2 separate regions of the Mus musculus genome follow, and region 2 is linked to region 1. A link is a loop called in an ENCODE intact Hi-C map of the cell type or tissue named here. Cell type or tissue: heart. All regions are shown on one strand. Links, peaks and the distances in the headings refer to the core of each region. The heading gives the core; the rest is flanking DNA.

The links. Peaks named below come from ENCODE experiments on the same cell type or tissue, not always from the same donor. Only the 100,000 strongest peaks of a DNase experiment are listed, where the experiment ranks them.
Region 2: it touches region 1 in a loop (2.5-fold over the local background); 2 of 42 quality-filtered maps call a loop at or near these places.

What each region holds. Positions count from the first base shown.
Region 1 is chr5:24,473,547-24,476,444 of GRCm38, reverse strand. Agap3 (ArfGAP with GTPase domain, ankyrin repeat and PH domain 3) reads right to left here. Exons shown (of 18, transcript NM_139153.2): 2 at 9-67. Among named protein-coding and RNA genes, the nearest start is that of Agap3, 23 kb to the right of the region's middle. In heart, for the core only: CTCF peaks have their summits at 1,329 and 2,022; DNase peaks (open chromatin) are centred at 364, 772, 1,288, 1,664 and 2 weaker places; H3K4me3 peaks cover 2,082 bases; H3K27ac peaks cover 1,195 bases; H3K27me3 peaks cover 591 bases.
Region 2 is chr5:24,334,703-24,337,600 of GRCm38, reverse strand. The region is part of intron 2 of Kcnh2 (potassium voltage-gated channel, subfamily H (eag-related), member 2); the gene reads left to right. All of the region lies in intron 3 of Gm15589 (a long non-coding RNA gene), which reads right to left. Among named protein-coding and RNA genes, the nearest start is that of Kcnh2, 15 kb to the left of the region's middle. In heart, for the core only: CTCF peaks have their summits at 1,329 and 1,529; a DNase peak (open chromatin) is centred at 1,530; H3K4me3 peaks cover 886 bases; H3K27ac peaks cover 2,335 bases.

The DNA.
Region 1 (2,898 bases), core at 223-2,722:
CCACTCACCACTTTAAGCTCTGGCACAGAGCGGCTCAGGGTCCACTCCTGGCTGTTCACAAATGAGTCTGTGAAGACAGAGCCATGCCGTCAGGGGTGTGCACACACCTACCACCTACAATACTCTCTGTCAAGACCAGAGACCACTGTCCTCCGTGGGACCTTGACCCTCACCCCTAGCTCCCTAGGGAACAGAGCAAAGACAGTCCTCGGGGCAGGTCTGTGCTGATGCTCATCCTGCCTGTACTGTACAGGTTTGTTGCCCCTCCTCGTCTTCCTCTTTATGGTCCACATGAGCTCATCTGGCTTGGTGCCTGATGCCTCTCACCTAGATGAGAGGCCTCTCCAGCAGGTCTCAGACCAGACCCAAAATGGGCAGGGCCCTGGCAAGGGGACCAGTCTCCTTCCTGCGAGTAGGAACAGCTCACCCTTGGCAGGGTGGGGCCACCTACCACATTCCTGAGCCAGGGTGAAGAGGGAGGAGCCTCACCTGGCCCTGTTCTGTAGAGGCAGGTCCAATGAAGCACATCTACCAGGCCCTGCCAGGCCTTCTCCCCAGCCCCTCTGCAGGAGACCAGCCTCCAGGCTCCCTTTCATGAGCTCACACTCAGCACCATTGGCCCTCTAGACTCAGACAAGGTCCTCGGGCAGGAAGCCTCTTGCTTGCTGCTCAGTGCCCCTGGCTTGACAGCCAGCACTCATCTCTTATTCCCCAGCACATTCTAGACAGCCTGGCCTGGGCAGGACTTTGTCTGGGCAGTACTTGCTGTCCTGCCCAGCTCCCACTCACTAGCCCGGCCCACAGATGTCTCACAGCATTATCTCATTCAAGGCCACAATCAGTCCCTGACCTCAGCTGTAGAGGCAGCTAGGGAGAGTGGTCAGCCCCCAGCTAAGAAACTCTCTAGTTTAGCTTGCTCCTTTCCTGAGCAGCCATACTGTATAGAAAGATGTATAGAAAGAGCCACCGTATAGAAAGAGGTTGGCACTGGAACGAAGGTCCTTAAAATCTCTTAGGATGCCACGCCAGGATGCTATGGGCAGTGCCATTGCCTGGAATCCTCTGCCACTGCCATCTCCTCTGGACACTTCCAACGACCCTAAGCATACCATCTAACCAGTAAGGGGACTTGGGCCAGACCTAGCTATTCTAGGCAATGCTCACCCACCGGTCTCTATCAGGTAGGTTTCCGACACAAAGTGTTTTCTGCCAGACTTCAACCAGAGGCCACTACGACGACGGTGCACAGCGTTCCCCCTTACCGCTTGGCGCGCCCAGGAGTCCTGGGGCTGCGGCTGCCCGGCGGCTCCACAGCGGCGCTGAGGGCGCGGGCTCCCTCCGGCGGAAGCGGCTGGTGAGCAGCTTCCAGAGGCTGGCGGCGGCGCGGGGGCGGCCCGGCTCTGGTGGCGCGCACGGGGTATCGGCGCCCAGCAAATCTCGGCGACTGGGGAAGGTACCCAGGGAGCTGGCGTCGCCGTCGCTGCGGGTGCGCGCGCGGGGTGGCCGGGCAAGCAGCCCGGACTCGGAGCGCCGGATCTCCTGGCCGCGGCGCAGACGGAAGCTAAAACTCTTCCTGAGCGCCGACAGCCCGCGCCGGGGACTCTCCGTGCCGCGGCTGCCACCACCACGGAACACCTGCCAGCGCTGGCTACTCCATAGGGACGCTCCCCGCAGGAAGCCCGAACTCCCCGTGCGGCCAAGCCCTGCGCCCGGTGCCTCCGTCGCCGCCAGCTCTAGACGGTTCACCTCCAGGAACGTCATGCTGGTGGGCCGCGGCCTGGATGCCCTCTCTCCAGGTCCGCGGCTGCGCCGGATAGGCGCGGGGCTGAGCTCAGGGCTGGGCGGTGGCGAGCCGGGCCGTTCTGAGGGCGCAGGGCCCCGACGGCCGTGGCGCGGGCGCAAGAGGCCAAGCAGCAGGCCGCGCGCGCCGGAGGGCGCCGACCCCGGAGTCCCGGAGCACACGCTCCGTGGCCGCGAAGGCTGTTCGCGTGCGGCGCACAAGGCGGCCTGCAGGGCGGCGGCGGTCCGGTCGGCCGAGGTGCTGTGCAGGTCCAGCGAGTCGCAGACGCTGAGGGCGCGGCGGCAGACGGCGGGCCGCTCCCCGCTGCAGCTTTCCCCCGGCGACCAGCCCCGCTCCATGCTCAGGGCCCACAGGCGAAGGCCAGGCCCATGGCGAGGGACGCGGGGCTGGGCCCAGGCCGGGGCCGCGGCCGGGGCGCACGGACCTCGGCCTCTGGGCACCTGGTGCGGGCCGATGGAGTCCCTCGACTCCTCCACTTGAGCCTGCAAGCCCAGACCTGGAAGGGCCTGGAGCCAGCCTAACCAGGAGAGGCGGCAAGTCTGGCCTGGAACACCCAGGAACGGCGGTGCAGGGCAGCCCCTAGGAGCCCTCAGAAAACAGGAAATTCCAGCCAGGGCTCCTCCTAAGACTGGGCAGGTAGGTGAGGAGTTGTCATTAAGAGCAGGCCAAATAAATAACAGTCCTCAAGCACACCCCACAAGAGACCGTTTTTTGCAGAAAAGTGAACCATTTTCTCTTTCTCCAAAGAGGGAAGACCAAGACCCAGGATTCCAGGGCCGTCCAGATTCGTTAGAAGACCCAATTCTGAGCCAGGAGACAAGCAAATCTTATGCTTTCTCTGAGCTTCAGACTTCTGTCTGTAAACTGGAGAATTTAGCGAAGTGACCCTATTTCAGAGTTCCACTCTGATGTTCTTAAGGCTGAGAGGTGCTTGATGCTACAGCAGGTGATGTTGATGACTGAGGAAGCCTGTTTCTTTGGAGATTATAAAACTCAGAAGACACGACTTTGCTTGGACTGGGCCAAAGGGCAGAAAAAAAAAAAAAAAAAAAAGAGCAAAAGGTAAACCTGAGTGCCGGGAGGAACACCAAGCCCCT
Region 2 (2,898 bases), core at 268-2,767, 140 kb after region 1:
CTGCATCTTCCTGTCGCCACCACCAGGCTAAATATAACCTGACACTGCACAGCCCTGGGCTGCTCCTCCGGAGACAGTCTCTGCCTGGGGGGCGGACAGGGCCAACTGCAGCCTCAGCCTCCCTGCCCTCAGTGTGACTTTGGGCTCATTTTGGCGCAGCCCCTCCTGCTTGGAGTGGGGCAAGGGAGGCAACCAGGATGAGGGTGCTAGAGGTCACCTTCCCTGCAGGGACCTGCTACTCTGCCTCATTACAGCTCCAGATGCTTCTAGAAGGCCATCTGTCACCTCATCTGGCACTCAGAGCACAAATCTCTTGTCCCTGTGGTATGCACAGAGAATCTAAGCTCAGAGAGGTGGGTGACCTGTCTGCAGCTACACAGCAAATGCAAGGGAGAGCAGGGTCTTTTGATTGTTGGGGGCAGAATACTTCATTTTCCCAGGACACACCCACCGTGTGGTTTGTTCTGTCTTGCTCTATCTTGTCCTGATGCCAAATTAGGGTCCGATTGAACACCTGGCTCAGTCAGAGTAGGCACCAGGGCCATCTTCTTGGTCATGTTATCCCAGATGCTTCACCTGTGGTGGCATGTTCAATGGTACTGTGAGGTAATGGGGAAGCCATGAAGCCTACTGCTGTACAGGTGAGACCCTGACCTCACCAAGTTGCCCAAGGCTGCCCAGGTCTTCTGTAGGTCTTCTCTGAACTCTCACCAGCTATAACTTCTACTCAGGCAGGCCTGGGCCAGTGGTGCCCGGAGGTGGGAGATTAGATTCTGATGTACTGGAAGCATACCTGAGCTGGGTGAGTGCAGATGGGTTACTCCAAAGTGGACCCCTTAGTGTGATGGAGCATTGAATCCTAGCAAGCCAGGGTTTGTCGTCTGAACAGAACATTTTCTGCTTTCAGAATGAGTGGCCCTTCCACTGCATCCCTACCTAGTGACCTAGAGTGAGCAGCATGACCTTTGAAGGCTGCTAGGAGACTGGCTGGCCTGGGTCATCAAGACCAAAGGCTCTGCCAGATCCTGTAGGTATGTGGTTACTGGTATGCCTGCCATCCTCTTTTTATTTCTGTCCTGAGAGGTCAAAGACAGGCTTAGACTGGGCAGGGAGGCCCCACTACCCAAATGGTTATAGAGCCTGGCTGGTGCTGGACAGGTATCAGGGTATGTTTTGCTATTAGCCACTTAAATCAGACTGTCCCAGGGGCAATTGAAAAGGTTCATCTTTCTTCTGAGTGTGCATAGCTCTCTTCTTAGGCCAGGCTGTCATATACTATGTATGTCATTTCATCCAGACTTTGGCCCAGTGAGTCGGTGTGATCAATGTCATGTGACAGATAAGCATTCTGTAAGGTGACTCTCCCATCTATTGTGCCATGTCCTCCTTGAGAAAGAGAATGGTGCTCCCTGCTGTTCCCATCAGTGTCCCCACCCCCACCCCCACTCCATCCCACCCATCAGGTCTGGAGTGCTCCAAGAGCTGTCTGCCTCTTGAACGTGGGCAGTGCCTGCCACAGAGTGGTGCTGGATGGAACTGCAGCCTAGCCCAGCTCTGGCCCCAGGGCCCTCCTTGAGGTTGCCTCTTCCTTACATGAGCTGGACCATTACTGGGATAGCAGGTCGAGTGGGAAGGAGGGAGGAATAGGGTGGTATCTAGGGAGAGGCTGGGTAGATAGGCAGTGTTTCAGGCTCCCCAGGGACAGCTCAGCCACTTGTTCACAACCTTTCTTCTCAGCTGGAAGCTGACCGCAGGCTATTTGTTTTGTGCTAGCACCCGAGGGCCCTGCCCACAGCCTGGCTGTCCTTCCCTTACCCCCAGAAACCCCCTCCATACTTCTAGCCAAAGAGCTGGGATTGGTGACCCGGTAGGTCACATAAGACTCTGCCAAGTTGGCAAGTGAGATGGTTGGTACCTCTAGAGCCCAGGGCCTGCTTGGTCTTCAGCTTTCTTTGTTTCTATGCGTGGTGGTACTGCAATCTATTTCCATCAGTGATTACATAGGATGGGGGAGGGGTGGGGAGCGGGAAGGGGGCACAGGTCATATCTCGGAACAACCAGGCCTTTGACAGGATATTTGAAAAGAAAAATTCCTTGAATGTCAGCAAAGGGGGAGTGTCAGCATTCTGTGTCTGTGTATCTGGAAGAGGGAAACAGGCTTGTCCTGTGAGAGGGGCATATCTTGAAATTTCTCTTGGAGAAGAATTAAAAAGAATTATTTTCAGGTCAGGGACCTAGGGTCACTGTCTGAGCTGCCAAGGTCTGACGTAGCTATCTGAGATGCAGGGCCCTGGGCTGTGTGGATTCTCTTACTGAGGAGCCTGGACTGAATGGATAGATCTGACACCAGGTCAGAATGTCTTAGCCCCTTTCAGGGATAGAGCCCCTAAGCCATCTGGAAGCGCCAGAGTCATCCTGGTTCTAGACTCCGGGCTTCTTTGACACATGTCCCGGTGAGCATAGTGGCTTGGGGACTGGATCTCTGGGGCTCTTGGGGGTAAGAGCTGGGGTCTCTCCAGCTTTGGTATTCTAGTCTCCTGCCCCTCTGTAGTCCTGAGGAGGCCAGTCCCTGCTCAGGCCGTTGCTGGCCATCACCATATTAGGGCATAAACTCCAGGCTGTCTGTCTGGGTGCCAAACAGCCTCCAGCTGGGCCCAGGCACCCCCACCCCCACCCCACACAGCTTCAACACCACAGCTGTGTGTCAGAGGCCAGAGGTCAGGGGACAAGAGCAGCTGCTAAAGGGACACCCGGGCAGAGCTCCTGAGCTCAGGGCCCTCGGTTAGAGGCAGGAGGGCCCTGGTGATGGTGAGTGCAGGGGTAGTGGGTAGGGCAGAGAGCTCCTGACTAGCCCCGCCTGGGCCTTGCCCTCACCGCTGTGCCTGTCTGCCTGAGTGG